Linked DNA regions of Homo sapiens: region 1 is linked to region 2. Evidence: chromatin loops called from intact Hi-C (ENCODE). Cell type or tissue: ascending aorta. All regions are shown on one strand. Links, peaks and the distances in the headings refer to the core of each region. The heading gives the core; the rest is flanking DNA.

Evidence for each region. A loop is a pair of places that touch in the nucleus more often than their neighbours do. Peaks named below come from ENCODE experiments on the same cell type or tissue, not always from the same donor. Only the 100,000 strongest peaks of a DNase experiment are listed, where the experiment ranks them.
Region 1: it touches region 2 in a loop (4-fold over the local background); 17 of 110 quality-filtered maps call a loop at or near these places.

Annotation. Positions count from the first base shown.
Region 1 is chr10:75,539,842-75,546,327 of GRCh38, forward strand. The region is part of intron 2 of LRMDA (leucine rich melanocyte differentiation associated); the gene reads left to right. Among named protein-coding and RNA genes, the nearest start is that of MIR606, 9.4 kb to the right of the region's middle. In ascending aorta, for the core only: no CTCF peak of the experiment used is centred there; DNase peaks (open chromatin) are centred at 3,310 and 4,753; H3K4me3 peaks cover 792 bases; H3K27ac peaks cover 1,144 bases.
Region 2 is chr10:75,404,609-75,411,094 of GRCh38, forward strand. It overlaps ZNF503-AS2 (ZNF503 antisense RNA 2), which reads left to right. Exons shown (of 2, transcript NR_024421.1): 2 at 2,647-4,374. It overlaps LOC101929234 (a long non-coding RNA gene), which reads left to right and starts at 4,549. Exons shown (of 3, transcript NR_110304.1): 1 at 4,549-4,832; 2 at 5,522-5,576; 3 at 5,684-6,486. RefSeq lists enhancers at 120-860, 198-1,273, 861-1,601, 1,602-2,341, 2,342-3,082. In ascending aorta, for the core only: a CTCF peak has its summit at 3,538; DNase peaks (open chromatin) are centred at 3,463, 3,733, 4,503, 5,053 and 3 weaker places; H3K4me3 peaks cover 3,652 bases; H3K27ac peaks cover 3,895 bases.

The DNA of each region.
Region 1 (6,486 bases), core at 803-5,802, 130 kb after region 2:
CATTATTTGTTCTTGATGCAAGGGCTTAGAAGTCAGAGTCTGTCAGAGTCTTTTGGGTTTTAATTTTCTTTATAGCATTAATTCAGAGATATTAGCTTATCAGCACCCAGGGGTTAAAGGTTATTAACAGATTCACTATATGTTTATTGAGCACCTATTACTATCTGTTCTAGGATCTGGGGGTATAGGCCTGATTCTCATGCTGCTTATAATCTAGTGAGGAGCAGAAATAATAACAGATAATAAAATTTCTGGTAGCAACATTATACCATATTGAAAATAAAGCAGGAGTAAAGGGTTAGGTGCCTCAGAAGTGGGTGTGGGAGCGTATTTTAGGTAGAGATGTCAGGGAGGGCTGCTCTGAGAAGTGACATTTAAGCAAAGAGCTGAAGGTGAGATAGCTTGTGCAAAGGTTTGGGAACCTGGCAGAGGGAACAGCAAGTGAAAAGGCCCTGGGGCCAGAACAAGCTTGGCATGTTTGAGTAACAGCAAAGCAAGTACAACACCAATGGTGGGCATGCTCCAAGTTTGGGGATTGGCATGATAGGCTTATAGGAAGACCAGGCACAAGAGGAATGTGATTTCATACATTTGTCCCATGTGTGTGGCCATAGGATTCTCGTTTTATCACCATACTGTCTTCCCCTATCTAGCACCTGGCCAAACAGGCTTTTCTTATTTCCACTTGGCTGGTTTCTGTAGAAAGATCTTACCTCCCCACTAGCACTCTGCTCCACTATTTGCTGGATGCCAATATAGGTAAAGTCCCAGTCACCAGGGGAATTTGAAACTTTCACTCCCCCAGACTGAATCCCTTAGTTAAATGTGTTCTCATATACTTTGAATATTACTTTCTTGCAGTGCTTATCCCACACTATTGTAATTAGTTGTGTATGTGATTGTCTTCCCAACTGTAAGCAGCTATTACTCATGTTTGGGCCCCTAGTGTTCAGAAGAGTGCCTGGCATCCAGTAAATATGTAATGTGTTTATTGGCTAAAAAAGTAAAATAATTCCCTATGTGTTACCTGGCTACCTGTTATAAGAACTAGAAATTATGGTGAATGCAGAGTCAATAAACTCATTGCTTTTACAGGAAGAGCTTAAAACAAACTTAGGGAAACAAGTTTTGTTGTTTTTTTTTTAAAAAGGAAAAAAACAGTTTTGGATCTGCTTTAGGGCACTTATAAGAAGAGTTTTAACAACTGTTGGTTTAAATAGTTGTTGCAGGAATGAGAACTCTTGCAGGGATTGAATAGCCTAGGCAACCGCAGCATTCAAACCCTGGTGGGACGGAATTCCCAGAGGCCAACTGGGTCTTTCCTGGATTTGAGCCTTTGTCCCAGGGCCTTATGAGATACTTTGTCCTCCATAAATTTGGAGCCGATTTGGAACTAGCTAGCTGTTTTTCTCCCTGCTGAATTAATGTGCTGTTCAGCCTAAGCTCAAATATGAAATATATTAAAAGCAAACTAAAAACAGGTCACCGTTTTGCCTCTAATGTTATGGGAATATTTGTTTTTAAGTCATCTTTTAATACTCCACAAATCTTCCCCACAAACTTTTTTTTTTTTTTTTTTTAAGCAGAGACTATTTTTCCCAGTGCAAAAGGCCATTTCTTAAGTCCTGATTTATTCAGAAATTTACATGGAGAAAATGGCCCCAGATCCCACACAAGTGAAATTTATTTTTTAATCTGGGGCACAGTAGGGAGCCCTGAGAAATGCGTTTTCCTCCAGGATTGTAGGAGGAATACATAGTGTTTGTTTAAAGCATCAGGTATTGAGAAATGTAATGGCAGGGTGAAAAGTTTGACCTCAGCTGCCAGATCCGATCTGCTAGGGGGTAATTGAGTTGCCATGTTTTTTTCCTCTTCAGTTTAAATCAAGTTTTGCTATAGCCCATTTAAGTGTCAAATTGGTAGCAAAACTTGACAACTTCAGGGTGCAGACTTGCTTTTGATGAGAATTTACATGCAAATCATTTTTGCCTTGAACTGTCAACTCCTGTTTCTGATACTCTGAGGGGGACATGTCTCTCCCCACCTCTCTCTCCCCAAGCCAAAGGGGATGTTGGCTAATGTTATTAATCAGTGTGTGGAAGAAAAATTATCTTGATAAATATGGTGGTTAAACTATATTTTCCCTTTTGTATGTCAGCTGTTGCAGCTGGGCATTTAATCTCCTTTTACCTAGAAGGAAATCAAACAATTATCCAGCGCTTGATGTCAAAAAGAAACTAGTGAATGAGGGTGGAGGGTCACCAGTGTATTGGAGAATGGGCTTAAGCCACCAAAACCTGACAAAGGGTGCTGACAGTCTGCATTTTCTTGGGCATTAAACAAAGTCTTTGGTAACTTTAAAGAATCTTTCCTTGCATGACTAAACTCATTGAGGGGGTTAGAGAGAAAGCTGCCTCAGAAGTCTTAAGCCTGAAACTTTTTTTTTTTTGGTTTTTCCCTAAACCCTTGGGACGCTTAAAAGCACGTGAGCATGTGTAGCTCCATCATTCAGCAAGACAAAGGAGTGTTTGCACTTTCACAGAGTTAATAATGACAGTAGCAAGTCTTTCTAGTTTCCAGCCATCCTGTTTAGCATTCCTAGTCATCTTACCTTCCTGAAGAATTTAATTGTGATTGATGCTCTGTCTCTCATTTCTTCTAGACAACCCCACTCTGAAAAGCAAGAAAATAGAGGGACCCAATAAAAAAACAAATAGAGAAAAAGAAGTTTCTAGAACTCACTGCAGATTAAGAGAGCTGATTGCGAATATTTATAATTATCTATTGTGGAGCCAAAACATTTAGTGAAATAGTACAAGATTTTTGTTTCTAGCCAGCCTAAAATTCCTTTCCATCACTACACCCCCAATGGGGTGAGAATATCAAACATGTCGTCCTGTCAAGATGACAGCCAGCGTCATGTCATATGGGAGACACATGCAGGCCTGACTTGAGAAATCAAAGAAATTTCAAGATTGGTTTCGCTTGATCCAACGTGGCCCCATTGCAGGCCCTTCGGAAATCTCCTCTACCAGGCCCCTTCCTGCCACTGTCCGGCGCAGCCTGCCTGTGTGCTGTGAAATTTTAATTGAATTGTTAATGACACCGAGGAGTGACACAACACATGAGAAACTTCCAAGAATCAGTCAGGAGGAGCCCTTTTTCTTACTGTTACAAAACAGAAGACACTGGGAAATTGACAAGTCCAAGCGCGAGGCCAGGGTAGTAATTGATAGCAGGCTGCCTAGAGCCAAGGTCCTTCCCTGGTAATTGCAAGCAGAGGCTGCCTCTCTGATCTCACCAGTGGTGCTGGCCATGCCAGAGCAACCCAGCTTTGACGGATTGCTTTCCCGCAGTAATGACTTAGGCATGTTCCCTCTCTCGCATGAGGCCATGGGTCCCTCCCACTGGAGAAAATGAGCTGAACATTTTGCTTCTTCTTTAACAGGGCGCTGTTAAAATAACTCTATTCTATTATATAAGCCCTGTAGTGCCAGGGGCTAAATTTATATGGTTATAAACAAGAGATATTACTTTGGAATACCACAATACTGTGTTTTGCTATTTCTTTAGGATTTCTAATGGTGTTTTCAAAATAATGGATTTTACTTCAAGAAAAAAAAATGGAAGTGGGGAGGAGGAGAGAGGAAGGATCCCATTTCTGAACAAAACCCTCGTCCTATTTTTAAATTCCTCTGTGTACCTTCCCTAATTCACCAGCCCAGTATTTATTTGTATTTGTGTTTGTTTTGCTGGCCGGATTTGACTCTCTATGGGAACATCAGAAATATTATTTACTCCAGGATTCTGAAATAAGATAGATATTTTATTTCATGTTTTTTAAATTCTCCAAAGATTTATTTTTATTTTTTTCCTTTCCCATTTCTGGACATTGATATATTTCAGAACTTTTGTGCAGCTTTTCCTCCCTCCCTACACCTCCTCTCCCTTCTCCCCTTACTCCTTTCTTCCTGGAATGTAATTTTGTCTATGAAACATGACAGTAAGCTGAAATGTCCCTGATGATTTTCACTCCTCTGGATTTTCACTCCTTTCAGTGACAGAAACTTACTAATTCTGATACAAGTGTCGCTGAATGTGCTTCCTTGCTGTGGCTTGTGCTTTCTGGCATGTTTAAAGTTGGGGTCCCTCACCCCACCTGTGTCCATCGTTTCACACCAAGAACCAACTTCAAAGGAGTGCCAGGGACATCCTTAAAAACTCAACTACAGATTCACTTCAGAAATGAAGCTTCGTGCACATGCGTTTGTGTGTGTGTTTGTGTCCATGTGTGTGTCTTCACACTCATTTGATAAGTTTTGATGGTGAACCTACGAGAAAAGATACAGATTAGTATTAATGGAGCTTCTGGGAGAATAGGTAGAGAAAAGATTTGGCTGTGTTTATTTACCTTACATTTAGTCCCTAACTCCCTACATTTATTGTTAATTGGTAGTACATATTTAGAATTATTCTTAAAAAATGAAGGACTAAATGATGGTAGGTTTCTAAACTATCTCACAAAATTTATTTCTGCAAAATGAAAAGGATTATTTTGGGTAAGTGGAATTTTTTAGGCTAGCCTGGGAACCTAACCATTATAGCATTGGATCTACTGGAAAAAACCTTCAGAATTCTGACTTGGATATAGGGTGCTCGAAAGACAGTTTTTCTTGTCTTCCTATTCACTGCTATGACTTAGAGAGGAAGGTACTGCCTCTTGCATGATCCCAGCTGTCAAAGAGTTGGCCCTCCCCTGACCTTAAGCACTGGGGCAAGAGTATAAACACTTCCTGCTGCATTGCTGTAATGTTATTCTTTTTTTGTGTGTGTTTAAAAAACTTTCTTGTTTTTTTTTTCTGCATGATTTGAAATCTCTATAATAAGCAATGTTTCATTTTAAGGAGAAACAATCGAAATGTTTTCATTTTTGAGCTTTATTGAGGTATAATTGACGAATAAAAATGGTATACATTTAAGGTATACAACTTGTCCTTTTGATCGTAGTGTTATTCTCATTTAGTGCAAGCTCACCACTAAGTCAGATGTTTTAAAGTAGGGATGTGCTGTTAGAATCTCATTTAATTATTTGATTACATTTCTGTTTTTACTATTTGTGTAGGTATTAGCCCAATGCTTTTATTCTTTTGTCTTTATTATTTTTCCTGTGTTTTCAGTATGTTTTGTTTCAGAGAAGCGGTTCTCAGTGTGGGGAGGCATTCTCCCCCACTCTTTGGAGACATTTGATTTGTCATAACTTGGGGTGGGGTGGTTGCTGCTGGTATGTAGTCCGGGGAAGCCAGGAATGTGCTTAACATCCAACAATGCACAGGACAGCTCCCACAACAAATAATTATCACGTCTGAAATGTCTTTTTTGTTTAGCACTATGACATATAGAAATGAGATCTTGGTAAAAGTCCATCAATTAAGTCAGAAACTACAATCTGTTAATCAAGTGTTACGGAGAGTTTGGAGCTGGTCTGGGGGGTTGGGCAGAAAGAAAAAAATTTGAGAATTGTGCAGCTTCCTGGTTGTTACCATAGGCTTTAGACACACACTTGGATCAAGATGATGGTTATACTGCAGACTTTGGGCTTGTTGCTTAACCTTTCTAAGCCTCAGTTTCTTTCTCTGCTACATGTGACAAGTGACAGTACTGATATCATAGGACACTGTGGACATAATAGGTGTCTGGCTTACACTAGACCTTAGTTAATATATGACAACTATGTAGAAATTGGTTGCCGTCCTAAAGGTGGTGACATGAATCTTGGAGATCATCTTACTAACATTTTGCCAATGAGAAAACTGAGCCCCAGAGAGGGGAGATTACCCAAAATGATGATAGCTGGTAAGAGTCAAAGTTGGGACTAGAACCCAGGTCTCCTGACCCTAAGTCCTGTATTCTCTGCAGTATTAAGCTTGTTTCAGCTTACAGTATTAAGCTTCATGGTCTAGAACTTAAATCTGGTTGGGAAGGAGAGTCCAACATGTCTGAAATAATTAGAGAAATATTTAGTGACAAAAATTCCAATGTGAGAGCTCTGGATTCTGGAAGGTCTTAGGAAGAGTTAAGTAGGATTATAGTTTATAACGACCATGAAACTCACAGGAACTCTGTTATGATGGTTATCCAAAATCTTGAGCCGGGAACCAAATGGAAAGAGCAGAAGCTTTATCCAGAAGGTCTTGGGCTTCTGCTCTTTTGGTGCTGGGAAGCCTTATTTTATGGTGTAAGTTGGAATCTTTCATGAAGTTTCTTTAAAGACAATAGACACCCAGAGGAGGAATGAGAGAACATTTACTGAGTGTTGACCAGTGTTGGGCATGGTGCCAACTGATTCCACACACATTTTCTGGTTTCAGTGATCTTACTGAGCTCTAGTGTTTCAAGCATTCTCCATTTGCAAGATGGTGGGTGAGGACAGTGGGGGATGTAACCATAGAACAGCAGACCTTGCTGCCTTCAAAGATCATGTTTTTG
Region 2 (6,486 bases), core at 1,055-6,054:
CCAAGGGCGTCCCTCCCCAGCCTCCAGACTCAGCTCTTCCCCCTCTCCTCTAATTCCAGCAGCTTATTACGCCGGCGGCTCAGGGGAGGCAGCCTCAGCACCTGAAGCCTGGGGGGGCCGTGGAGTGGCTCCTGCGTCCCCCGGTGTGGCCACACACGCTCGTGGGGCTGCGCTGTGCTGCGTGGGTGCGGGTCGTGGTCAGCGTGCGTTCGCTTTTCTCAAAACTCCACTCCGAGGGTCCGAGCGCATGGGGGCGCCTGGGGGCCTGCGCGCCCGGGGCTTTTGGGAGGCGCCAGCGTCCGAGCCTGCGCACCTCGCGCAGGAGGCCAAACCCCCGAAGGCCGGCGCGGGCCCGGGAGTGGGGGCCATTAATTACTCTGCGCCAGGCCTAAAGCCTCCAACCCCCAGCAGCAGTTGGCGTGGATGTCCTGCGGATTTTATTTGCAAACAATGGAAATGATTTGTTTTCTCTAAAAAAGGAGTGGGCAAGGCAGATATTGGAGGAGGGGGTGGGAGGAGGAGAAGGAAGGGGAAAGAGCTGAGGAAAAAAGTTTGAAAATGCCTTGAACTATTCACTGTCGAGATGGCTAATCAGTATTGAGGCCGGAGGGCAGGCGGGCCGCCTTTCACCGCCGCTTCCCTTTCATCTCGGGCTCGGCGGAGGCGCTCAATTAAAAGCCTATCAGTTTGTAAGTAAATCAACGCCTATCAGAGTTGTCACATCAAACAAAACGATTATTATTGCAGCCCGCCTCCCCTATTAATCTCCCTCGAAGATAATCCGCCTGACAGGTCAGGCCCGGCGAGCTGGAAAGCCTGGCCCAGAGCACCCAAACAGTCCCGGACTGGCGCGCGCCCCCGGGGGCCTCCCCACCCCTGTCCTGCCCCGCCTCGCGGTCCCTGGGAGCGGGGAGAGAAAGCGCGCGCGGAGGCCTCTGCACCCAGGTCCGCCCCACCTGACTGGGAGCAAGGCCCAGATTCGCGGGGCCAGTAGGGGACAGTCCCGCGCGGCCCTCGCCGCTGCTCGGGGCAGGGGAGAAGCCTGGCGTGCAGGAGCCGCGGCCCGGCCCGGGGTCTCGCCACGGCCTGCGCTCTCCTCGGCTCTCATTTATTTTCTTCCTCCCTTCTTTTTGTTTTCTCTCCCGCGTCTTTCTGGGCTCCCCCATCTTTTTCCTTCATTTCCTTTTCCTTTTCCCTTTTTTTTACTTGCCAGGGAGTATTTCCCATTCTGGCTCTCTCTTCTTGGTGTGCCGTATAAACCTTTCTTGCGCAGCCACACTGCCTGGAGTAGGATGTTCTCAGGGCCCGGGTTATTTCTCCCGGGTTGCCCCAGGAGTGTGCAGTTCCCAGAAACTCATGGCAAAGTCCTCTATAATCTCTTTCCGAGCAGGGGCTCTGAGAAGCTCTGCGCCTGTTTAAGGGTTGGGTGGGTTTGGAGGGGTGAAGAGGAAAAAGAGGGAGAGAGACTGGTGGACAGTTGTCCTATTCTGGAATTAGTATTTTGCCTTGGAATTTCATAGCTGTAACGTTGCCGACCTCGCTGTTGGCGTTGCCCGGGCTTTTCAAATATGTAGATAAGACTCAAGGGGGCATCCAGGCCTCAGTAGTGACTATGTGTGTGTGGGTGGGTGCCTGATACAAGTAAATACACCCAGATAACTGCCTCTGTGGCCTCAAGTTAGTGTCCCAAGAGTTTGGGTGGGGCCTCGCTTCTAGAAGGCGCAAAAATCGTGGCCTTCTTCCCAGTGGCCTCCGGCTTCCTGCTTTGGGATGCCTCGGAATCGAGCCGGACCCGCCTTTTTCTGCGCTCTTCCTCCACATCTGTAGGCCCAAACGGCCACTGCCGGAGCCAGGTGGAGCCAGGATTGAGGGGTAGCTGAAGTGTCTGTGACGAAAGGGCTGCCCGAGGGAGCCCAGGCCTGCCACCTCATATGTCGGGTTCAGTGCGCCGCGAAGGCTCTCCGCGCCTGTATCTCGGAGGACCCCCAGAGCGCTGCAGTATTGGGCGTCAGGGCCGAGCCTCTCGCAGCAGTCACGCCGCAGTCCGAGGCCACGGACATCCAATAGAGCCCACTTCAACTTGCATGGTGCATGGGGTCCAGGACCGGTGGCCCCCACACAGGGTTTCCCAAAGCCTCTCCATTTGTCTGCACTCTCCACTGCCGACCTTGTAGGAAATTTATTTCCATGCCCAGAAATATTGTTTGGACACAGTGGCTCGGTTATCTTCGCGCCTGCTTTTCTTAAATACATTTATTTCACCTCTGCCACGCTGCAGATATTTAAAGATCTGTAGATACCGTAACCCTCAGCGATGCGGGACTCACTCTGGTTATAGATAATATTCTCTGGGTGGTTATTTGAACATAAGTTCTATCTCCAGCCCAGATGACACCCAAGCAGGGGCTGTAAAGGACACTTGCTCTAGAATGTTTTCAACTGAAATATATGTCCACACACGGAGAATTTAAGAGTATTTTTATATTTCTCTCTAGATCTAAATATTCAGATGTGTTAATTACATGCCCTAGAAGCTGGAAGCGATCAGTGGTGTTCACACTGGACGTGGAGCTGTTTGTATAATTTTCATCTCCCTGCACTTAAACATGACTCTCAGTCTAATAAATTCAACCTTGTCATTTTTAGAATCGACGGGATTTCTCTGGCTGTCGTTTGCGCTGCATTTATCCGAATACATCCAGCTCGCAGGCATCCTGCAAGAAACGGCTCCCGGCTCGCGTGTACGCCGACACCTCGGCCCAACGCAGGACTCGAGGTGGTTTCTAGTGCCCGGGTGGCTGCAAGTCTGCCCTCCGAGGGAGGCTGGACAAGCGGCGCCCCCAGGTCGAGCGGCCTCTCGCTGCCTGGCAGTGCCTGGCAGCCCCCACCTCTGCCAGTGCTTCGGAAACCCGCCTGGCCAGGTTCGCCCGCGGTGAAAAATGAAAGCAAATTCCCCAACAGAGGTAGCCGGAACTTTCCTCGACGAAGGCTCCCTCCTGCGCCTGTGTCTGGAGAACCCCCAGAGCGCTGCAAGTTAGCAAGAGAGATTCGATGGCGGCTCTGGAAGGCGCACGAAGGGTGGGGCGGGGGAGCAAAGAGGCCACTGGGTGACCCAGCCTGGTCCGGGGTGAAACGCTAGAGAAGGCGCCTCGCCTTCCTTATTTCAATGCAACTCCTCGGCCCCAGACGGTAAAAATAGTTTCCAAGCTGCCGCGGACGCCCAGGATGTGTTTGCAGAGATCAAACTGGGGAGGAGGCAGCTTTGTAAAAGTTGCAGAAAGATTAGCCGAGAAGCGTCCGCCCGGCGGGGCTCAAGAAAGCTTGGGGACAGCTCCATGTTCCTTGGGGCGGAATGGCCCAAGAATTGGCCTGGGTAACCCCCTGCCCAGTTCTCTGTCCTCACTTCGAGCCAGTGCTTAAATAACTTCCCGCCGCCTGCCCTGCAAACTTCCCGGCGCGGCGCCGTTGAGGCCAGGACACAGCAAAGGCTAGCAAAACCCCGCCGCGGCGCGCTCGGCCCCGGCCCTGAGAGGCTGCGCGGGTGGGAGGACCAGTGTGGTTTCTGCTCCCACTCGGCTGCCCAGACCCTCAAGACCGATCCCCCAACTCCTGGGAGCGGGTGCTTCCCTCTGGGAGCCGAGATCTTGCGGGGCCAGCGAGGGCGCAAAGTGCGCGCGCTGGCCCGCGCGGGGGCGGCCGCGCGTCTCTCCGCGGGGCCTGTCGCCAGGCCGGCCGCGGCGCGTGAGTGATGAGGGCAGAGAAGGGCGCCCATAAATCGCGGGTGTCAGGGCGAAAAACTCTCTTTATTGTCTGCGTGATGGATGGGCCCGGGGACGAGACACCAAATACTTCGTATCGCCTTTAAATGGGAACACATTTTCCGCGGCCATAATTCATGTTTTTTAAATAGAAAGTTTGAAATGTTGCCTATATTTCACCAGCCCTGACATATTTATGAATCGCTCCCTGCATGCAAATATCATTACTTAAAGCGCCGGGGAGAGCGCGGGGGAGGGGAGGAGGCGCGGTTCCCGGGGCGTGGGGGTGGTGAACCGGGGAAATATCGGTGGAGGGGGGCCATCTCCCTAAAGGGCAGAGGGTGAGGTGCGGTGAATAGCCGTATCCGGAAACCGAGCGTGCCCCGGGCTTCTTTCCCGCCGCCAGACCCCGCACAGCCGCCCTGGGACGTTTTTCGAGGCTTGGGACCTAAGACGGGTCCCCGGACCCTGCTGGGAAACCAGGGGGCGTTTTTCGTCCCTCTCTGAGGCCATTATCCAAGCTGAAACCACCTTTTATAAGAAAAAAGTTTAAAGAAAAAAAATTTAACAAACACAAATAATAATAATAACCCAACATGTTTCGCGTTCTTTGCCACTGCATCGATTTTATTGATTTTCATTCTGCAAACCTGGGAATGTGCGCGCTCGGGAGGGGAGGCTGTCAAAACCCAGTCATCGCGGGGACTGGATGGGGGACAATTCTCCGACGCCGCGGCCTGGACCCGCCCCCACCCAACCGGCGCACCACCTCCCAGGCACCACGGAGCCTGCGCAAGCTGCGGGGCCGTAAAGGAACCGGCCCCCAATCTCCGGGGCTTCAGTCCCGCCCCTCTCTCCCCCCAGTGCCCTGCAGCGCTCCCAGGGTCCGTGTCTGCCCTCCCCAAGCCCCCACTGTCAATACAATCCCTGTTAAAAAAAAAAAATCTTTTTAGAGCCAGGCACGTGCCGTCGGCCTCTCCCCTGCCCGCCTGGCCCAGGAGGCGCCCACACCTGCGCCCTCACTTGCCGAGACTTTTACCTGTGCAGTCCCCGGCGGCGCCTGCAGCCGCGCAGGTAACCGAGAAATGGAAGGGAGGGCTGGGGAGTGAGAAGGACAGAGAGCACCGCCCGACACAACCAGACGCGCGGACCCGGGGCCTCCTCTCTGGACCGGTGCTGGGGCCCTGGTAGAACCAGCTCCGGGAGCCGAAATTGAGCCATGAAGAGTGGGCCGAGGGAGGGGCGAGGGGAACGGGCCTCAGGAGGGAGGGGCGGGCCCGGCGGCACTTCCGTTGGGGGTGGGGCTGCGGGCTGCCGCGCCGGTCCCGCCCCTCCGCCGCGCGGGCCCGCCCGCTCCAGGCCAGGCTCCGCCCCCACCGACTCGGAGCTGGATCTCAGGCCACGGCGCCCCCCCAGTCGCGCCCCCAACCCCGGAGGCCTCGGGCTGAACCGGGTTTCGCAGGAGGGCACAGGGCGGCTCCCTTTTCCTCACCTGGGGGTACTCTCTTTTTAAGTCATAGGAACAGAAGCATCTGCAGACTAGGATCCCAGGCCCAAACTTGCACGTGAGATTTGTTGAAACTTAGGTCATTTGGTACTCCTGACACCTGCCTGGCCCAGGGGTCCTCACGCTCTCTCTGCGGATGTGATCAGCCGTCCTCTTGGACAGTGGGGAATATAGTCCGTGCTCATAGGGTCCCACCTATCTTTCAGGAAGAACAAAAGCAAAAACTAACACTTTTTGATTGTTCATTTTGTGCCAGGTGCCATTTAAAAATTTTGTATGAATTATGTCCTCGCCCACAGCGACTCTCTGAGGTAGGTACCATGAATGCCCCATTTCATAGATAAAGAAATTGAGGCACAGAGAGAAGAAATCTGCCTTGCCTCACCCGCATCCCATCCTCATCCCTTCTTTCCTTCAGATCTGGGGCATGCCAACTCCTTACTCTGGGGGAGTATTGGAGGGAGAATTCTACTTTTCTGATGGGGGAGTACCAGCCTGTTAACCACAACCATTTGCAGCTGAAGCCAGTGCAGAGCAGGAGGGAGATCTGCACAGAGGAGAACAGTATAAATGGCATGGGGTCATCTCAGCCCCTGGCCAGCTCCCAGCCTAATGGGAAAACCGGACCATTGAGCATTCCTTGCTGTTTCCCTGTAGTCCCAGCCCAAGCCAGCATGCTCTTTTTTTAAAAAGCAAATCCAACCATGTTTCTCTTCTGCTTAAAGGCATCCGGGTTCCCATTGTTCTTGAGAACAAGTTGAGCTTGCCTCCCCTGGCTGGCGGGTCTACACTGGCTCTGCCCCAGCTTGCCTTTCTGCCTTTGTCTGCCTCCACACCCCCTCACCTGGAACTCCTGCTACCCAAGGCTTCCTTTTAGTTCCTCAAATGTGCCATGCTACTCCCCACCTCAAGGGCTTTGCTCCTGCTTTTCTCTGTCTCTCTGGAATGACCTGTCCTTCTCTTCACCTGGCTTGCGCATACTCTTCCTTCAGGTCTCAGCTCACACATCACTTTCCTGCATCCTCCCGCCTCCCATTACCCTCACTTATAATAGAATTTCCTGTTGAGAGTCTGTCCGCTTCACTGGATGGTAAACTCCCAGGGGGTAGGGACTAGGGCCGTTCCTTCAAGGAACAAATGAAGAAGGAACATTTGTATAAACCACCAACTATGATGAACGAATGAAACTGCCCTTTTTGGGGCCACCAGTAAGTATTCTCC